2 separate regions of the Homo sapiens genome follow, and region 2 is linked to region 1. Evidence: chromatin loops called from intact Hi-C (ENCODE). Cell type or tissue: heart left ventricle. All regions are shown on one strand. Links, peaks and the distances in the headings refer to the core of each region. The heading gives the core; the rest is flanking DNA. Region 1 overlaps NHSL1 (NHS like 1). Region 2 has its middle 9.4 kb from the start of PERP.

What was found. Hi-C counts contacts between places; a loop is a spot of excess contacts. Peaks named below come from ENCODE experiments on the same cell type or tissue, not always from the same donor. Only the 100,000 strongest peaks of a DNase experiment are listed, where the experiment ranks them.
Region 2: it touches region 1 in a loop (5-fold over the local background); 22 of 110 quality-filtered maps call a loop at or near these places.

What each region holds. Positions count from the first base shown.
Region 1 is chr6:138,425,072-138,434,711 of GRCh38, forward strand. It overlaps NHSL1 (NHS like 1), which reads right to left. Exons shown (of 8, transcript NM_001144060.2): 6 at 5,322-8,609; 7 at 4,640-4,772. Among named protein-coding and RNA genes, the nearest start is that of MIR3145, 5.4 kb to the right of the region's middle. RefSeq lists enhancers at 5,113-5,614, 5,615-6,114. In heart left ventricle, for the core only: CTCF peaks have their summits at 1,572 and 4,073 (motif pointing right); a DNase peak (open chromatin) is centred at 5,840; H3K4me3 peaks cover 1,254 bases; H3K27ac peaks cover 3,821 bases.
Region 2 is chr6:138,111,971-138,121,610 of GRCh38, forward strand. No RefSeq gene overlaps it. Among named protein-coding and RNA genes, the nearest start is that of PERP, 9.4 kb to the left of the region's middle. In heart left ventricle, for the core only: a CTCF peak has its summit at 4,075 (motif pointing right); a DNase peak (open chromatin) is centred at 4,221; H3K27me3 peaks cover 1,044 bases.

The DNA.
Region 1 (9,640 bases), core at 487-8,486:
AAAAAAGAAAAAGTAATAAATGCATAATTTATTTTATTTTTTTGAGACTCACTCTGTCGCTCAGGCTGGAGTGCAATAGCGCAATCTCAGCTCATTGCAACCTCTGCCTCCCGGATTCAAGCGATTCTCCCTGCCTCAGCCTCCCAAGTAGCTGGGATTACAGGCACCTGCCACCATGCCCAGCCCAGCTAATTTTTGTATTTTTAGTAGAGACGGGGTTTTGCCATGTTGCCCAGGCTGGTCTCAAACTCCTGACCTCAGGTGATCTGCCTGCCTCGGCCTCCCAAAGTGCTGGGATTATAGGCGTGAGCCACTGTGCCTGGCAAATAATTTATTTTTAACTTTGGAAAATTTCAAACACCCACACAAAAGAGAACAGCTCACTGCAAGACCGCATGAGCCCATAACTCACCTATGATAATCATTAATTACGGTCACCCTTCTTTTGTCTCCACCCTCCCTATTTGAAACAAATCTTAGACACTATTAACTTACTTTGGACAGGACCAAAAGTTTTAATAATGGCCAGTTTTCCTTGATCTCTCCTAGACGGGCTGATCCGGAGTGAATTTCACATGCTGACCCTCCTTTCTTTCTATGCTTCCTTTTCTTGTTCCATGCCAGAATATCCCCTGTACTAAGATGTACCCCACTCCAGGTCCTAGAACAACTCCTCAGCTTCACATTCTCAGTTATTCTAGAAGTTGCCGTCAGACCAGTCTTCCTCAGCTCTTCCAGGACCATGTGCCAACTTCTAAAATCCAGCCTTCCAGAAAACAAAGGCGAACCCTCCATGCCAGACCCTGCTTCATGATCGACTCAGCAAACCTTGCACTGATCAAGAAAATGTGAGGGGTGGGGTGGGGTGGGGAAGACGAAGGGGCAATCAAAGAAAGCTGAAGGTTTCCTGTAGGTATTTCTTGTCCTGAGTCTCTGAGAACCTCACTGTTCAATGTGCTTTCCATTGCCAGTGACAAAGAGATGATAAAGCCAGTGAGCCAAGTGGCCCCTTGCTGGTCTCTTCATGACAACAACTCAGTCTGTGTCTCTTAGCTAAGTGCAGGAGAACTTGCTTTAAGGAAACTCAACACAGTTAATAGAATAAAGACGTGGGTATATCTCTTTTCCTGCTATAAAATTGTAGAATATGCAGCAGGGAAAGGTTGAGAGTATGATATCTGTACACACAGATTAAGAGTTGAAACCAGACTCTTCCCACCTCTCGCTGTGTGACCTGGGACAAATTACCCATGCATGCCATGCCTCCTCACTTATAAGATACCAACCTCACAGGTTTGTGAAGATTAAGTGAAATAAAGAAGCTAGCTACATAACTCCCACTGCTAAAGCTTCCTTGTTCTGTCACCTTGGACAAGTTAACATTTCTGACTGTGTATTTTTCCTATCACCAAAAGGGGAATAACAGTATATAGGTCACAGTTTGTCAGTACTCATGAATGCAGTGATAGCCATAATTGGTCAGGCATAGAGCAGGTGCTTAACAAACCTTTGAATGTCACATAGAAAATGGATTTAGTTTTTACGTGGCTTACACAGCAAGACAGAGGGCAGCATGGGCCCATGCTGGCTGCCCTGGGCTTGGTGTTCCTGGCGTCATCTCCATTCTTCTGGTCAAAAAGATGCCACTAAAGCAGAGGCTGGGAAATGGTAAGGACCCAATACAGGGTCTGAAGGGTGGCCAGAGTGGACAGGGCACCAGACTCTTTGGGACTGCAGAACATGGCCTACCATACAGGTTTCATGGTCCCACTCAGTAGTTAACAAGAGCAGTCTGCCCTGATAAGAGTTAGGACCGGCTGACAAAACTACAGACATCCTAACATCTCGAAACTGTAGAGCTAGAAAAGACGTTAGAAATGGTCTAGTCCAACCACTTTGGGTTTCAGAAAAGGTAACTGAGAAAAGGTAACTTGTTAGTATGACAACTAGGACTTGAGCTTATAGCACATGGCCTCACCACTTACATGGTCTACTCCCCAAAGCAGCTCTGCTCATTTCATTCTTTTAGGTATTGGCTGGTGACTTAATTTGTAATTTAGATTTTAAACGGTGAGAGTATGCTGAGATCCATTAAACAAGTCACAACTAAACTTGAGTAAAACTATGACCTTTAATTGTAGACATAGAATTAAGAAAGAAGATGGGGTGACCAGCCTGAGCAACATGGTGAAACCATGTCTGTACTACAAATACGAAAATTAGCCGGGCATGGTGGCACACGCCTATAATCCCAGCTACTTGGGATGCTGAGGCAGGAGAATCATTCGAATCTGGGAGGCAGAGGTTGCAGTGATCCAAGATCGCGCCACTGCACTCCAGCCTGGGTGACAGAGTGAGTGAGACTCTGTATCAAAAAGAAAAAAAAAAAAAGGAAGAAAGATGGGATTTTATGAAAGCACTGTCATCTCTCAAGAGCAGGTGCCCACTAAAATAATTAAATCTAAATGTACAAATTCTTTGCATATACATACACAACACACACACACGAATATGTATTTTTAATGAAGAGAGCTATAAAAAGTGCTTAAACAGTTAACACTGATTTTAAAACTAATTACTTCAATAAATATAAAAACTTCACACCTCAACTGGTGTTCTACATTTTCCATCTGGCTTTAAATCTGAAGCGAATTAATTTGCATTATAAAATTTGGAAGCTGTGTTTCAACTTAGATATTCTTTATTTTAAATTATGAGCTTAAGCGCTGAAGGACATAAAAATAAAGCCCTAAAAAAGCACAGACAGTAGATGGATTTTTACTATGTCTGCTAATTTATTCTCAACGCTACAACAGAAATTAGCATATGTCCTCACTCTCTCTCTGCAATCCATTCCTAAGGCCTATTTGGCTTTGACTTCTCTCATACGTGCACTGAGTAACACCAACTGACCGATTTCTACATCTGCAGTCGATGTAACGTCCTAGTAAGAGAAACAACACATTTTTCGATGCCTTAAGAAGGTTGCCAAAATATAGAAGAGGCCTTTGGCATATTTTTGGGAAAAAATATGCAGTAATTTGGACCCACAACAGTTGGGTTTCCTCACTGGAACCAAGTATCGAGTACACAGAACAACCAGGCTACGCAAATCTTCTCTGTGGATGGCTATTATAAATAGACAGATATGCCTGTATATTTAGCAACCCAGTGCATTCCATACTAAATGAAATACTCTGAGTCTTGGAAGAATCTTCTAATGGTTAAATACCAGTTGGTTTCATTTAATTCAGGAAATATTTATTGAGTGCTTCTTATGTGTCTAGCGTGGTTAAGAGTTAGAAACATCTATGGGAACTTCTAGAATTGCCACTGAAGTTTCAAAGGATGCATCATTTATCATTTCTCTGTTTTGAGAAATAATTGGACAACCAGCTACCTTTTCACTTCTAATGAGACTGAAGAAACCAGTCCATGTTAAAAGGGGCAGTCTTTAGGATCTATTATACCAACACTAGAGGAGCGACGTAAAGAGCGTAATTCTTGACAAGAACATTAATTCACCGGCTTCGTTCCCCCCACACCAAGTTAGATGTTAATGTGTTGCATGAAGAGTTTCAGGTAGGTACAGCACTATGTTTTTCATCTTATGCAATAGTCTTTTCAGGGAGAGTCCAAGAATTGGGAAAGCAGTGCTGACATAAGATCATTCACACACAGAATCAAATGATTCTACAGGATGCTTTGTTTCAGGAGGTTAAAAAAAAAGAAAGGATCTTCATTCAGGGCAAAATAAGGCCTTGGCAGCATAAGGACATTCATTAGAGTTACCTGGAAATACCGTGGTAGAGAAGTCTAGAAGGAAGCAAAAGGTTTATACAGCATTACGGCTTAACGTAGTTGCACATATACAGTCATCAGCTTTTACGATGACACTGTGTGGGAGTAGTCAGCTGTTTCCAATCAGAAAAGTGATGCAGTAAGTAAAACTTCAGTGCTAAATCATATTTACTCTTAAAGGTGACCACATATAAAAAGTGTAACAGTTCAGGCCATTACTTTGAAAATTTTACCCTTTTTGTTTGTTTTTAAACCCAACGATTTCTGATGCCAGTAGATGGCACTAGTGGTATATTAACAAGCATAAGTCATTCTTTTGCTCCCGCTTAAAGGGCCGTACTCTTTTATAGAAACACTTAAGCAGCCAAAGAAATTGCTCTGTATAACTGTGGTTTTTCTGTAAAATGAAAAAAATTAGAATAAACTAAAACATCTTTAGGAAGAGAGTCCCATGGAGCTAGTCTGTGCATCCTAAGTCCACAGAACATAGCATTCCTCCTCCTGACTGCACTGTCAGTCACTTTAATCCGACTCTTGCTAATATACTCTGTCTTATGACTGCCACACTGCGCTCCTTGCCAGGAAGAGCAGCGCCTACCAGAACGTATCACATTGAGCCACTGTCCCCAATGTCATAAAAATCAGTGAGACAAAGTAAAACAGAAATTGGAGCCAGAGGAAATAAAACTGTAGAAACCCACTAAAAAATCAACAGTAAAGTTAAGGAGTTATGATTGGGTGACAGAAGAAACCTCAAGGAAGAAAAGTAAATTGAGGTGCTGCTTGGAAAGAAGGAATTACACAGTAGATTAAAGTCAGAGGAAGGAGTTTGAAATACCTGTGAATAGCTGCAAAAAGGTCTTCTGTGGTCCTGGGTCGACTGGGGGTCATTACCTCATCATTCCCGTCTTCCTTGAGGAAGTCACAGGCCTCTGAGGATGAACCGGCTGCGTTGGTCTCCGGCACCCCAGCTACAGAAGAGCAGGCAGGCATACAAGACGCACAAGTGACTGGAATTTCAGTCCTCAGCCAAGCTTCTAAATATGCTGCTTCCCTGCCATTCCCGACAATGTGAGAACCACAGGGAGATGCCGTGGGTCTGTAGTTTGATAGTTTACAAAGAAGGGAGGAAATGACACTAGCCTGAGAGCCAGAGCTCATTCTTTGTTAAAGTATGGAACGCCCATGGCATCTCTCTTAAATTTTGTTGCAACGTTTCTTTGCGCGGCTCTTCGGAAGGGAGGTGTTACCCATTGCTATTTAATACCCAGCCTGCTGCAGATCATCTCCATCCCCCTATTTTCTGCCATGCCTTTAGGTCTAGATTTTAAAAATAATAACAAAATGCAAAGTTGGTAACTTAATCTGTGTTTTAACACAGGAAGCCTACATACTGCTAGCTTTAACAGGAATCTGATCTACCTGGGTTCTTTCCACGTGTGAGCATTCAACAACCCTATCTGGTTCAGCTGCATATGGGCAGAGGGCACAGGAGAGAGAAGCCAGGAAGCCAGACTCACCTGCTCCGTCCTGTTGAGATAGGCAGCTCTCCCCATCGCCCCCAGTATCCGCACTGTTCTCGGCTGGCTCCTCCTGCTTGGGGGCTGGTGAGACATCAGGCTGAACCATGGGGACATTGGCTTCCACTCTGCTGGGAGACATGGATCCTGCAGCTCCTCCCTCAAGAACCGAGGTGCCAGGGTGCGTGGCATGAGAGCCAGCTTGGGCTGCAGAACTCTCTTTTGCCTCCCTGCTGTGCACAGAGCCCTCCTCTCCCGTCGTGGGGCTGGGCACAGCTCGGAGGGCTTCGCTCACGTTCTCTGCGGGCTCCACTGCAAAATCTTTCTGCGGAGGTGGTACCACCAGGAACAGTTTGGGCTTCTTGGAAATGGGGGGTGGCTTCCTGCTGGGTGAAGAGTCTGGGAGTGGGGTGGTGCTGGGGCTGGGCCGAGCCTCTGCCTCCCCAGCGCTTGGAGCTCCAGGGCTGCGGCTCACAGGGCCACCACGCTCAGCCGCACTGCCATGGTCACCCTGACTCGAGCTCTTGGCAGGCGTCGGAAGCGAGCTTGTCACAGAGGCAGGCTGGCTTTCACTCTCCATTTCATTTGTGCTATTTCGGGATTTCAGGAAAGCAGATGGCTTTAAGTGGTACTGTGGAGCAACTGGAGTTCGTTGTTCCTGAGCTGTTCGTTCAGACAACTGTGCCGCCTCAGCGCCTGAGTTCTTTCTCACGGGCCTCAACTGCACCATCTGCAATGCTTCCGTGGTTATCAGGGGCATGGGGGGCCTGCTGGTCTCCTCCTTGGTAGAAGGCGGCCTCAAGGATCCCCGGGAGGATTCTGGCTGGCCAGAATTTGTGAAAGGCGGCCTGGTGTCTTTCATGAATTTGGGGTCAAGAGGTGGGGCAGGTGGGGGTTCCGAGGAAGGTAAGAGAGGTGGGGGCAATGGCAAGGACACAGGTGAATCTGGAAGAATGGGGCTCAGTGCAGGGCGGGGAGGAGAAAGGCACCAATCAGGTGGGGAGCAGAAAGGAATGAGAGCTTCTGGCGGCGGAGGGGGGAACACAGGAGAGTGAGGCAGAGGAGAGCCCTGGGAGCAATCTGTGACAGGAGGTGGGGGAGGAAGGAAAGGAGACCTGTCTGCAGGACAAGGGAATGGAGGAGAGGGAACAGGAGGAGGAGGAGGAGCCGGGGGAGAGCCCACGGCTGGATCCAGCTTCTTCATAGTGCCACTTCCTTCAGTAGAAGTACTAGAAGAAAGAGAAGTGGACGATGAGGAAATGGATACTGAAGATATCAGAGAGGACTTCCTTTCTGGTACCTTGGGCTTGGGCTTCCCCTTCCCGTTTGCTGGTGACACTGATTTTAAAAACACAGGCACAGGGGTGAGTGCTGTGGGTGTATTCGACTGGCTGGAATACCCACTGGATGGAGAAATGACTCTGTGTGACTTCTCTGGTGACATGATCTTTGGTTTGACTGAACCACCGGGCACTTGGGGCATTGTGGCTCTGGACCCTTCTTGGACATGGCGGACTGGCCCGTTCCCAGTGGGCACCCCACTGCTGGTTGAACAGCCCCCTGCCGGGTTCCCCGGATCTTCCTGCATGCCCGTGTAGTCAATGTAATAACCCCAGGGGTCCGTGTACTCTGACTTGACGCTGCTTGTGTCACTCTGCGATGGCGTGGCCCCGCACAGGGAGTAGACATTGGGGGTGGTGGCGGAAGTCATGCTGCTGCCAGCACTAACTGTGCTCTGGCTCCGGGAGCGGGGCAGCCAGGGCTCTTCCAAGTCACTGCAGGGGCTCTGGGAGGGCGAGCTGCCACTCTTGCCTGGGAGGCTCAGCTGCAGCGAGTGCTGGAGTGTGGCGATCAGGCTCTCGTTGAGCACCTGCCCGTTGCACTGGCTGCTCTTCTTGGGAATCCTGCGGAGGGAGTCTGTCCGGGAGGGTGGCAGGGGAGGCTTCTTTGCTTTCTTCAAAGAGATGTTTCTTGATAGGGATTTATCCTGGTAATTGGACCGGTCCCCTTGGTTTTTCTGAGCTCTTCCAACAAAAACATTGATCACGCTGTGCCTGGGGTTCCCAAAGCCATCACTGCTATTGCACAGATTCCCAGATCCATGTCCAGAGTCAGTGTGCACAGATGCACAGTAGCCATCGTGGTCCTCAGAATACAGCGACCCAGCATCCTCTTTGTTGGACGTTTGGTCCAAACTGCAGCTGCTCATGTTACTTGTGGGAGTGGAATAGCCAGGAGTTGCTAAATGCGGCTTCAGGGGGGATGCCCTTCCATTACCTGAGGATTTGTATTCCCAGGGCTCCGAGCTGCTGTGCCCTCCGCCCCCTGAATAACTAGATTCACTCTTGCCATCCACATCTTGGGGGTGGGCTGGGAAGGCCAGGTTGTTTCTACAATTATACGGCATAGCTTGGGACCCATTCTCCCTATTTGCTGGAGCATTTAGAGGGACGGCTGAGTCACAGAGGGACAACAGTGCGGGTTCACCAGGGGAATGAGGGTCTAAGTCCTGTGAAAGAATGGTGGCATGGCCCTCATTCCAGTGGCGACCGGGAGACTGAGGATCACCTTTCACAGCATGCCTGGAGATGAGGTGGTCTCTGGATTTTATCCTTGCATGTGATGAGCCAGAACTTTTACTTTCCCGCTGTCCCGCACTCTGAGCAGTGGGAATAGCGATGACCTCGGAAGAGGAAGACAGTGTGGCATTTGGGATGATGCTGGTGGAGTAGGTTGCATGAGGAGAAACCACACACGCTGGGCTCATTATATTTTCACTCTCGAAGTGTCTCAACTCCTGGGATTTGGGTCTCAAAAGTGTTCCAGTCCCTGAGGCACCTCCTAAATGGCCTAAGTTTTCATCTGCTTGTGGGTGACCTCTCTGGTAGAGGAAAGTGCCATTCATGTCTCCTGCAGGGCCGAGGGCACCCAGCCTCGGCTCAAGGGACTGAATGTTTGCCCTTGCTCCAGAACGCGGAAGACTATGGAAGCCAGCATCACTGTCAAGGCGGGAAGGGAATACGATCCCTGCAGAATCGCTCAGCACAGACATGTTGCCAGAGGAACCTGAGAAGTGGCCCATCTGGGCAGCAATGCCTTGCCCCTTCTGTGCCCTGATTCTCCTCATGGAAGGTGGTACGACCTTCACATCCTCCGTCTGACAGCTGGAGTCCCTGGTTTCTGAGCGCTGCCCAGCAGACCGACAGCTATTGAACCTTCCTAGTGTAGAGTAGTGATCAGGGGTGTACACTGAGTGGCCATCAGCATCATCTTGGCCAGTGCCTGATGCTGGAGATAAAGCAGAAAGAGGCTTGTTACCTGAAAATAAAATCCATAGTTCATCACGTGTACCCTCACCCCTCTGACAGAATTTTAAAAAAATTTTTCTATTTGATTTAATTTCCTTTCTCCTGTAGGTATCTAAGTACATTTAAAAAGTTACTGATAGCTCTAAAATGAAAATTATTGTCATGAATGTCAGGTACTTCTCTTAATTTGTACCTCCAATCCTCCTATGGCTTGAGTGCTGCGTATGGAATTCTCAGGGTATCCCTTCAAGATCAAGGCTGCCAAGGGCTCAGAGGAGGATTTACTTTGAAATAATCACCTTTCAGTAAAGTCTTCAAGGTAGCCTTTCGCCCACTGGGTGACTGTGCAGACCATCTATCAAGCAGTGACACATCTTTCCCAAAGGTAGATGAATGTAGTAATTGAACAATAGGGCCACAGAGATACCATATTTGAGGGGTACTGGTATAAAACAGTGTTAATTACATTAATTCTTTATGTCAGAAGGAAATTCTAAGGCAAAGAAAATTGATTTACAGGCCCATCTGTGTTCCAAACATTTCATTATCCATCTGAAGCCATTATCTGTCTGTTGGTGACATTCAAAATTCAACAGCAATCTGTTGTGTTCTAGTTGGGGAAACTGGCAGGAACTGATCCAGTGAACATTTCCTCAAATTAGGATGATTTATTCGTTGGAGTTTTACAACCAAACAGAGAATAGTATGTTAAAAAAAAAAAAAGACAGAAAGAAAGAAACACAAGGAAGGGCCAACAGAGAGGGACGTGGACGAGGTAAACTTTAAGTGTAAACAGTTAGATTTCAAGCTACCCAGGAAAGAACAGAGCTTATGAGAAAAAAGAAAAAAAATCACAAAGACAAGAACCTACCCAAAGTGTACTGAGAAAAAAAAAAGTCAATCCTTAAGACAAATCGAATCTCTAAAAATAGTAGTAAAACTATAGTTCTCCCTATGTTATCTCCATCCAACAAGGACCCAAAAGTATCTATCTCAACACGGGCTTTGCTG
Region 2 (9,640 bases), core at 637-8,636, 310 kb before region 1:
CTAAGGAGGGTAATACCTTTAGCCAGATTGCAAACTGCTGGCAAATCAATTCAGTGTTCTGTAACGCAATATATTATCATGTTTTTTTTCCATCATATATCAATTCAGTGATAACTTTCAATGCAAAAATATTATTGGAATACCAAATAAAAGCATTGCATTTTTTATGGCAGAGCCAGTTATTTTATACAAATTAATATGACTTTTGAAGTTACACAGTTTCCTTCTTTTAGAGTAAGTTAGATCCTACAAACTGCTGCAGTTCCTTGCTTCAGGACAATTGTGTGTGTGTTAAAGGCAGCTCTACTTTATTCTGGGGTTCCTCTAAAGCAAGATAAAGACCCCTGGATAAAAGACTTAAAATTCTGCCTTGAGGAAATTCAACATGCTAATACCAGTTTCAGGTTAAAATCATTTTTCAAATATTAAGTCTTTCCATAAATAATGGAACTGTCGGCTGAACGTGATGGCTCGTGCCTGTAGTCCCAGTACTTTGGGAGGCATAGGCAGGCAGATTGCTTGAGCCCAGAAGTTTGAAAACAGCCTGGGCAACATGGCAAAACCCCATCTCTATAAAAAAATACAAAAACTAGCCAGGCAGGGTGTTATACACTACTTGGGAGGCTGAGGTGGGAGGGCCGCTTGACCCCCGGAGGTTAAGGCAGCAGTGAGCCGAGAATTTCACCACTATACTCCAGTCTGTGCAACAGAGTGAGACCCTGTCTCAAAAAAAAAAAAAGAAAAGAAAAAAGAACTGTAAATGTAAACATTAATTCTGTACAAACTGTCCTAGTAAACAAAGCAGTAGCATTCTTTCCTAACAAGACTGCTTGAACACAAAACTTACAGGCATTTTGGTTTAGTTGTGTTCCTAAAACAGCTAAAGACACTCTGCAGGAAAACACTTAAAGGCTGATCATTTAAAGGGTCAATGATTCAAACAGCTGATTTCAAAATAAATGGTCATAGTATTGTCCCAAGAGATTCATTTCTCCATCTACTGCTGTGAGAGGTGGTTCTATAAGAGGGACTAGGCCCTACTTGTAGCCACTCCACTGTCTCTCTTTCAACCTCCCCTCCACACGGGTGTGTATGTGCACAAATGTGTGTACACATGCACCCCTGCATATACACACACAGAGTAACTGACTTCATTTGGTGTCTGTCATTAAGAAGACACGGTTTCCCTCCTAGCAGTGCACGATGCAGAACAAGCCGTGATCAGAACATCAGGCAACCTGAGTTCTAGTTCCCACTGACCCTGTGTCTCCCTGCTTGATCTCTCTTCTCCTCTGCTCATACAAACTTTTAATTATCTCCACTCTGTCACCTCCTATTCCTTCCTCAGCCTTCAGTAATCTCTCTTCACTTCAGTGGAGAGATGGAGAAAGTTTTAACCATCAGGCCGGGCGTGGTGGCTCACACCTGTAATCCCAGCACTTTGGGAGGCTGAGACGGGTGGATCACCTGAGGTCAGGAGTTCGAGACTGGCCTGGCCAATATGATGAAAACCCGTCTCTACTAAAAATACAAAAATTAACCAGGCATGGTGGCGGGTGCTTGCAATCCCAGCTACTTGGGAGGCTGAGGCAGAAGAATTGCTGGAACCCAGGAGGCGGAGGTTGCAGTGAGCCAAGATTATGATACTGCACTCCAGCCTGGGTGACAGAGTGAGACTCTATTTAAAAAAAAAAAAAAAGTTTAACAATCAACTTCCTGAAGAAAAGAAAAAAGTATTGATTTATAACATTTACCAATTTTCATGGTGTAAATATTGCCCCTATGGCTGATTTCAAGCTATTAGGATGGTGCAAAAGTTATTGCGGTTTTTCCCTTTTTTTTTTTTTTTTTTAATGACAAAACCCGCAACTAAGTTTGTGCCAACCTAATACCAACTTGATGCCACTGAACAGAGTTAGGAAGAAATATGCATAATGAGCTGTCTAAGCTAGTAGGAACACACCACTAAGGGTGCCAGGGCCCCAGACACTGAGCACTGAAGGCTGTCTCTCAATAGGATACATGGGAAATGGATGCTGTCTCCTCCTACAGGCTGGCAGCTTCTACACCCACCCTGTTGGGTGATAGAGGATCTGTCCGAGAGTGAGACCTATATTCCCCATATTCTACTGAACCTGCTATCACAAAGGTCACTGGTTAGTTCAGATTTGCAAAACTCAATGGATATCACTTTTCTCTTTGTTGTACTAGACAATCTGATGTCTTCCTCCACAAAATTCGGCTCTCTTGGAACCTATAAAAATATTAAATCCCATTGATCAAAGACCACCCAGAACACACCAATAGTCAAATAAAATTAAACTCATTAACTTGCTGCAGCAAGGGAGGTTGCACACCATGGGGAACTCTGGGGATGTCTTGGTTAGGATGTCTCCTCACACAGGAGGGGTGAGATTGAGGCTGATGTTAGGTGATCTTGGTGAGGGCTCAAGAGGTGGATGTTTTATTCTGAGATCTCTCATGCCTGGAAGAGGGGTATCTTGTTTTGTGGGTCCATGGTGTTTTGTTTTTCCCATGTTGAGATCTGATTAGGGAGTGGTCTACTTTTTGTCTTGCTCCATCACAATTACAGAGTGACCCTGTCTAATGCTGCTATTGTGTGAAACTATTTATGTTCAGCATAGGATTCTTATAGCCTAGCTACAGTTTCCCAAGCCAACTAGCCGCTGCCAGGGATTTTTTTTTTCCTTTCTTGCTGGTTCTCCATCCCTTCCCTTTCTCCTTAACACGCTAGTCTCTCTCTGCCCTCGCCACCTGCCAGTATTGTATTCTCTAGAATTCCTTCTAAACATTTTCACCATTCTGCTTGTCCTTCTAAACATGTTCTTTGTGTTACATCATCAACTTTTGTGATTTCAACCCCTGCCTGTGTACTCATGGCTTGCAAATATATACCTTTAGCTCACACCTTTCCTTTATGCTTCAAAGTTTTATATCCAACTTCCAGCCAGATGGCACCACCCGGGTCCTCACTCAAACACTTTAACCTCAACCAGTGCAGAGTTCAAACTGCCCTTTCTTCTTCTAAACCAGCATCTTCTTTCTGTAGCCTCTGCAGCACCTCCATCATCTTGATCACCAACATTAAAACTCCAAGACCATCCTTGACTCTTTATCTCTCACTCTATATTTAGTAATTTAGAAATGAGCCGCCTACTCTACCTCCTAAATATTTCTGCCATCCAGGCTCTCTGCTCCATCCCAATGCTCCTCCCCTAGCTCATTGTTTTACTGCTGCAGCTGCCCCCTAACTGAGCCCCCACCCTCTCCGAAGCCCACCTCCTACAAGATCACTAAAAGGACAGCTAAACGTGAATCTGCCCCTGACACTCCATGCGTCGCTCACTGGTTCTCCATCACGTCTTTGATTAAGTCTGAGCTTCCTGAAAGTGACATATGAAACCCACCCCTTCCCCATGATCTGGTGTCTGTTTGCCTCTCCAGCTGCACCTGTCACTTCTGCTTGCCTTACACTTCCCACTGTTTTCGCTTCTCAGATACACGATGCTATTCTTGCTTTTCTCTTGATGCTATTTATGGAATACCTTTCCTCCCAGTCCCCTCCCTATTTACTTCCTGCTGGTCTTTTAAGATCAGCTTCAGACCACATCCCCCAAGAAATCGTCCCTGAATCCTGGCCTATGCCCTCTGTCACCTCCTCCAAACTAATGTAACTACGTGCTCTTCCTCAGTGCTCCCAAACCCTGGAAGCATGTGGACTAATCACACTGTTCCGAGTCATCTCTTTTATGTCCCTATTGGGCCGTGAGCTCCTTGAGGAAAGGGACCTGATTTTATTCGTCTTTATGCCCCCAGCACCTGTCATAATGCAGGTGTTACATAATTGCTTGATAAATGTGTGAATAAATGATTGGTTTTGTCAACAACCACTCGTGAAACTTGGCTTCTCTGAACTTCTGCGTAGTCATCTATCTGTTGAGATGGTTAAAAAATGAACCACAAGGAAATGAATCGCTCGAAAATGCTGTGGAAGTAGAGATAAATGAAAAACTTCTGAGAATCAAAATTGAAAAGGAAGTATTTCTTTGGAACACTAGATGGCAGTAGCACATCATATTTCAGCATAGCATTCGCTGTGCATTCAGCTGTCCTAACGCGTGGCCATGTCTGCGGGCTACAAGAGCAGAGAAAAAGGCACGTCACTTTTGGGCCTGGAGCAATCAGCATAATTTTTTTTTTTTTTTTTTTTGAGACAGGGTCTCACTTTCTTACCCAGGCTGGAGTGCAGTGGTGCAATCACGGCTGACTGCAGTGACTGCAGCCTCGACCTCCTAGGGCTCAAGTGATCCTCCCTTCTCAGCCTCCTGAGTAGCTGGGACTACAGGTGTGCACCACCACGTCCTGCTAATTTTTATATTTTTTTTGTAGAGACTGGGTTTTTCCATGTTGCCAGAGCTGTTTTTGAACTCCTGAGCTCAAGGGAGTTCAGCCTCAGCCTCCCTGGGATTACAGGTGTAAGGCTCCACAACTGGCCAAGTCAACATAATTATTAGGAGTCAGAAGTTAAGGGTGGTTTCAGACGCATTTGCTCTCTGTGACTTAATTCTAACTAAATTCCAGTTTTAACCTCCTCCCTGGAACCAGTGTGGCAGCATTCCAAAAGGAATTGTTGACAGCCTTTCAGTGAATGGGAGCAAAGAGCATTTGTTTAGCAAGAAGCATTTGTTTAAAACCACGTTCTAAGAATACCCTAAGCTACTTTACAAATAATGTATTTTTGAATTCTCATAACTAACTGTGAGTTAGATGCTGTCAGGCCCATTTTACAGATGAAAACACTGAGACTAAGTAAATTAGCTTGGTAAATAAGGGGATTCAAACTCCGACCTGCTTGCCACAATATGTGCAACCTATCACGTTGATGTCATATTCTCTTAATTGAGCTAAAAGCTGTGACTTAAGCATAGCATTTGGAACAAACAAGTAGATGGAGTTAATGAGTTGTCAGTATAGACATATACTGTCTACTGAAAATAGTTAAATTATCAACACCAGTCCCAAGCTTGAAAGTCACTAGGTAAGTGGAGAGTGAAATGCTGAGCTCAAACAATGTCATCTGCAGCCCAGAAATATAGTTAGAAATAACAAAGGCTAACGTTAATTGAACGCTTCAAGGCACGTGGCACTATTCTAAGATACGTATTAATTTCTTTAATTTCAGATTCATCTGGTGAGGTAGGTACAATGATTACACCTACTTTGCAGATAAGGATACAGAGCCACAGATCATTTAAATTACTTGTTTAAGGCTACTCAACAGGTCAGTGTTAGAGCCCAGACCAACCCTCTGGCTCTAAGGCCTCAGCACCTAACCACCACACAATTAGTTATAGTAATAATAATAATGGCAATCAGCCCTTATATAGTGTGACGTGCCGGTCTCTGTTTTAATCACACATTAATTTCTCTTATCCTTACAACTTCTCTATGAGGTTTGTACAAGTATTGCTTCTACGTTACAGATGAGGAAACTGAGGCATGGGGAAGCTAAATGAGTTTTCCTGGATAGCACAGCTAGTAAGTGGCAGAACTGGGCCGCACGCCCAGATCTTTACAAAGCTGCGCAATTAACTTCTAAAACTTTCCATTTCAATGTGCATATTCTTAAATTTATTGGAACACATTTGAAATTTGTAGAGCATACCCAGTTGTCTGCATGTATTTTAAGACTCTACTTATCTCTCCAAACCAATTCCAGACTACTCATTCTTTCTCACACATATGCAGTCTCTCTCGTTACAGTATAAAAATTATTATTATGCTTCTGGGTCTATCACAAAAATGCCGGTTGTACATCCCAGGGTTATTTCAGCCTGGAAAATTTCCAATAAATATTCAGCTCAGGCCTAAATTATTCATGCCCTTAAAATATACTTTTTACAAATATTCTCACCAGACAGGGGGAAGGGAATGAGAAAACACAGGCCCACACTGAGCTGAGCTGTGTTTAAAATTACCTGGACTTGTTTCTTGAACAAGTTGAAGGAGCCATCAATGTTTGTGGGGCTTTTTGTATTTAAAAGTCACACATTTCAGTCTGTTTCTTATATTGACATTTTGTTTCATTTGGAGCTTTAGAAACATGTTTGCATCTCTCAGTGAGTCCCTTCCTGGAAATAAGGCCACCTTAGCCCAGCCCATAATAACCTCTCAGAGACCACTTGGCCTTGTCTCCTGCCTGTACACAGGTCTTTGTCTTATCCCCAAACAGATCTGAAACACCTCGAAGCAGAGGTTTCCACTCCTCTGCATTCCTACAATGTCCACTTCAACGGCCAGGATCAATATTCCTTCATTTCAAGAAATAGAACTGATCTTAGCACTTTGGGAGGCTGAGTTGGGCAGATCCTGAGGTCAAGAGTTCGAAACCAGCCCCAACATGGTGAAACGCTGTATCTACTAAAAATACAAAAAAAACAAAAAATTAGCCAGGTGTGGTGGCGTGCACCTGTAGTCCCAGCTACTTGGGAGGCTGAGGCAGGAGAATCGCTTGAACCTGGGAGGTGGGGGTTGTAGTGAGCTGAAATCGTACCACTACACTCCAGCCTGGGTGACAGAGCAAGAGCACTCCAGCCTGGGTGACAGAGCAAGACTCTGCCTCAAAAAAAATTAAAAAGAAAATAAAAAAGAGATAGAACTGCCACATAATAAAGAGGTTTGCTATGTGGATAGAGATGAGAATGAGAAAAATGTTCTCTTTTTTTTCTGGTTTTCTTTTTTTTTAACTTTTATTTTCAAGTTCCAGGTACATGTGCAGGTTTGTTACATAGGTAAACGTATGTCATGGGGGTTTGTTGCACAGATTATTTCATCACCCAGGTATTAAGCCTAGTACCCGTTGGTTGTTTTTCCTGATCCTCTTTCTTCTCCCATGGCTCCACTCTCTGATAGACTCCAGTGTGTATTGCTTCCCTCTGTGTGTCCATGTGTTCTCATCACGTAGCTCCCACTTATAAGTGAGAACATACAATATTTGGTTTTCTGTTCCTGCATTAGTTTGCTAAGGCAAATGGCCTCCAGCTCCATCTGTGTTCTTGTAAAGAACATGATCTTGTTCCTTTTTATGGCTGCAGAGTATTCCATGGTCTATACGTTCCACACTTTCTTTATCCAGTCTACCATTGATGGGCATTTAGCTTCATTCCATGTCTTTGCTAGTGTGCATAGTGTTGCGATGAACATATGTGTGCATGTGTCTTTATGACAGAATGACTTATATTCCTTTGGGTATATACCAGTGATATGGTTTGGCTGTGTCCCCACCCAAATCTCTTCTTGAGTTCCCACATGTTGGGGGAGGGACCTGGTGGGAGGTAATTGAATCATGGGGGTGGGTCTTTTCTGTGCTGTTCTTGTGCTAGTGAATAAGTCTCACGAGATCTGATGGTTTTTAAAATGGGAGTTTCTCTGCACAAGCTCTCTCTTTGCCTGCCACCATCCATGTAAGATGTGACTTGCTCCTCCTTGCCTTCCACCATGATTGTGAGGCCTCACCAGCCATGTGGAATGGTAAGTCTATTAAATCTCTTTCTTTTGTAAATTGCCCAATCTTGGCTATGTCTTTATCAGCAGCATGAAAACAGAACTAATACACCCAGCAATGGGATTGCTGAGTCAAATGGTATTTCTTTCTTTAGGTCTTTAGGAATCGCCAGAGTCTTCCACAATGGTTGAACTAATTTACATTCTTCCCAACGGAGTAAAGCATTCCTTTTTCTCCACAACCTAGCCAGCATGTTATTTTTTGACTTTTTCATAATAGCCATTCTGTCTGGTGTGAGATGATATTTCACTGTGGTTTAATTTGCACTGCTCTAATGATCAGTGATGTTGAGCTACCTTTCATATACTTGTTGGCCACATGCATGTCATGTCCCTTTGCCCACTTTTTAATGGGGTTGTTTGTTTTTCCTTGTAAATTTGTTTAAGTTCCTTACAGATGCTAGATATTAGACCTTTGTCAGATGCATAGTTTTCAAAATGAGAAAGAGGAAAATATTCTAAAATATATAAATATCCTATAATATCTAACACCTCTGTTTAAAAAAAAAAGTAATTCCTAAACTCATTCAGGAAATCTGCATCTGCCAGTGAGACCCATCCCTCCATCAGTTTGGAGTCAGCTGACATTGTCATGTAGAGAGACAAAGTGGAGCAGCAGCCAGGAGGCTTATTAATTTATTAATGTTCAATTAGAGAATGTTGAAAGAGCTATGCTGACTCTTAGAACTCACATAGAATATTAAGTAGGATACAGGGATACCTTCAAGTCTTTTGACAAATATCCTGCTTCATTTCTCTGAAGATGAACTTAGATTACAACATTTCTTGTCTGTTATTGTAGTGCTGTCACCATTTTCATTAATTGGACTCAGATGAAGATTTCTGTAAATGAAGCAAAAGCTCTAAGTCTTTCTTTTTCTCATCCTAGTGTTCTGTATACATGCATATGCACTATGCATATACACATTCAATATGTGAAACCAAATGCTTTTGTTTTGGAAAATGGCAATAAATTTCTGATCTGAGAAATCTAATAAATATATGAATCTCATTTATTACATTTATAGAAATTTGCATTTACTACATATGATCTTGGTGTATAGTTAGCACCAGCGGGCCTAAGAGATGTTTTTTAAAAGTTGAAATCTCAAATGGCAAAACACACAAATTAAATATGGTTATTCTATTACAAGAGAATCAGCTTTTTACACTTTGAAAGATTTAAATGAGTGTTTCTTTTAAAATTAGATGAGTTAATCAAGCACTTTTTCAGTTGGATTTGTGGCAACTAGAAAGGAATATAGACCCTCCCACGTCTATTTCTTTTGAGTTTTCAGTTTAATTTGGAGGACAGTTCATAATGGAATATATTTGAAAACAAATAGCATTAAAAAGTATCTATTAAGTGCCCAGTGGAGACATACTGAGTGAACATTCAGAGGAGAGCTGGAAAAAGAATTATGGGGTAGTCCGGTGCTATGAACTGTTTGTATCTCCCCAAAATTCATATGTTGACACTGAACCCCTAATGCAATGGTACTAGGAGGCGGGGCTTTTGGAAGGTAGGTAGGTCATGAAAGCGGAATCTTCATGAATGGGATTAGTGCACTGAGAGGAGACATGGAGAGAGCTTGCAGTAGCTGCAAGAAGAGAATTTCCTTAGGCTGTCAAGATCCAGCAACTTGTTCTGGCAGATTATGACTCCTCTTCGGCTTCAAAGAAATAAAGGTTTTAAGCAAATACACTTAGTGTCTGTTGCATACTTTCCCTGGGGAACTACAAAATATAAGGAATTGGATATTTATTGACAGCTACTATTTATTTAGTGTTCACATTGGGTCAGGAATTGTGGCAAGCAATTCTTGTACATTGTCTGCAGTCTTTCCAAAAACCATGAGAGACAGATACTATACCTCCCCTATTGCAGAAAAGAAAACTGAGGATCAGAGAAGTTAAACAACATGTCCAAGGTCTTGGTAGCCTTGGACCAAGGCTTGGTATTTCTCATCCAAAGGGTTGGTTGCCAGGACTCTGCACTGGGTCTATCCAGCAAAGTCTGTGCTCTTTAAATTAAACACCACTGTCTCTTGAGATC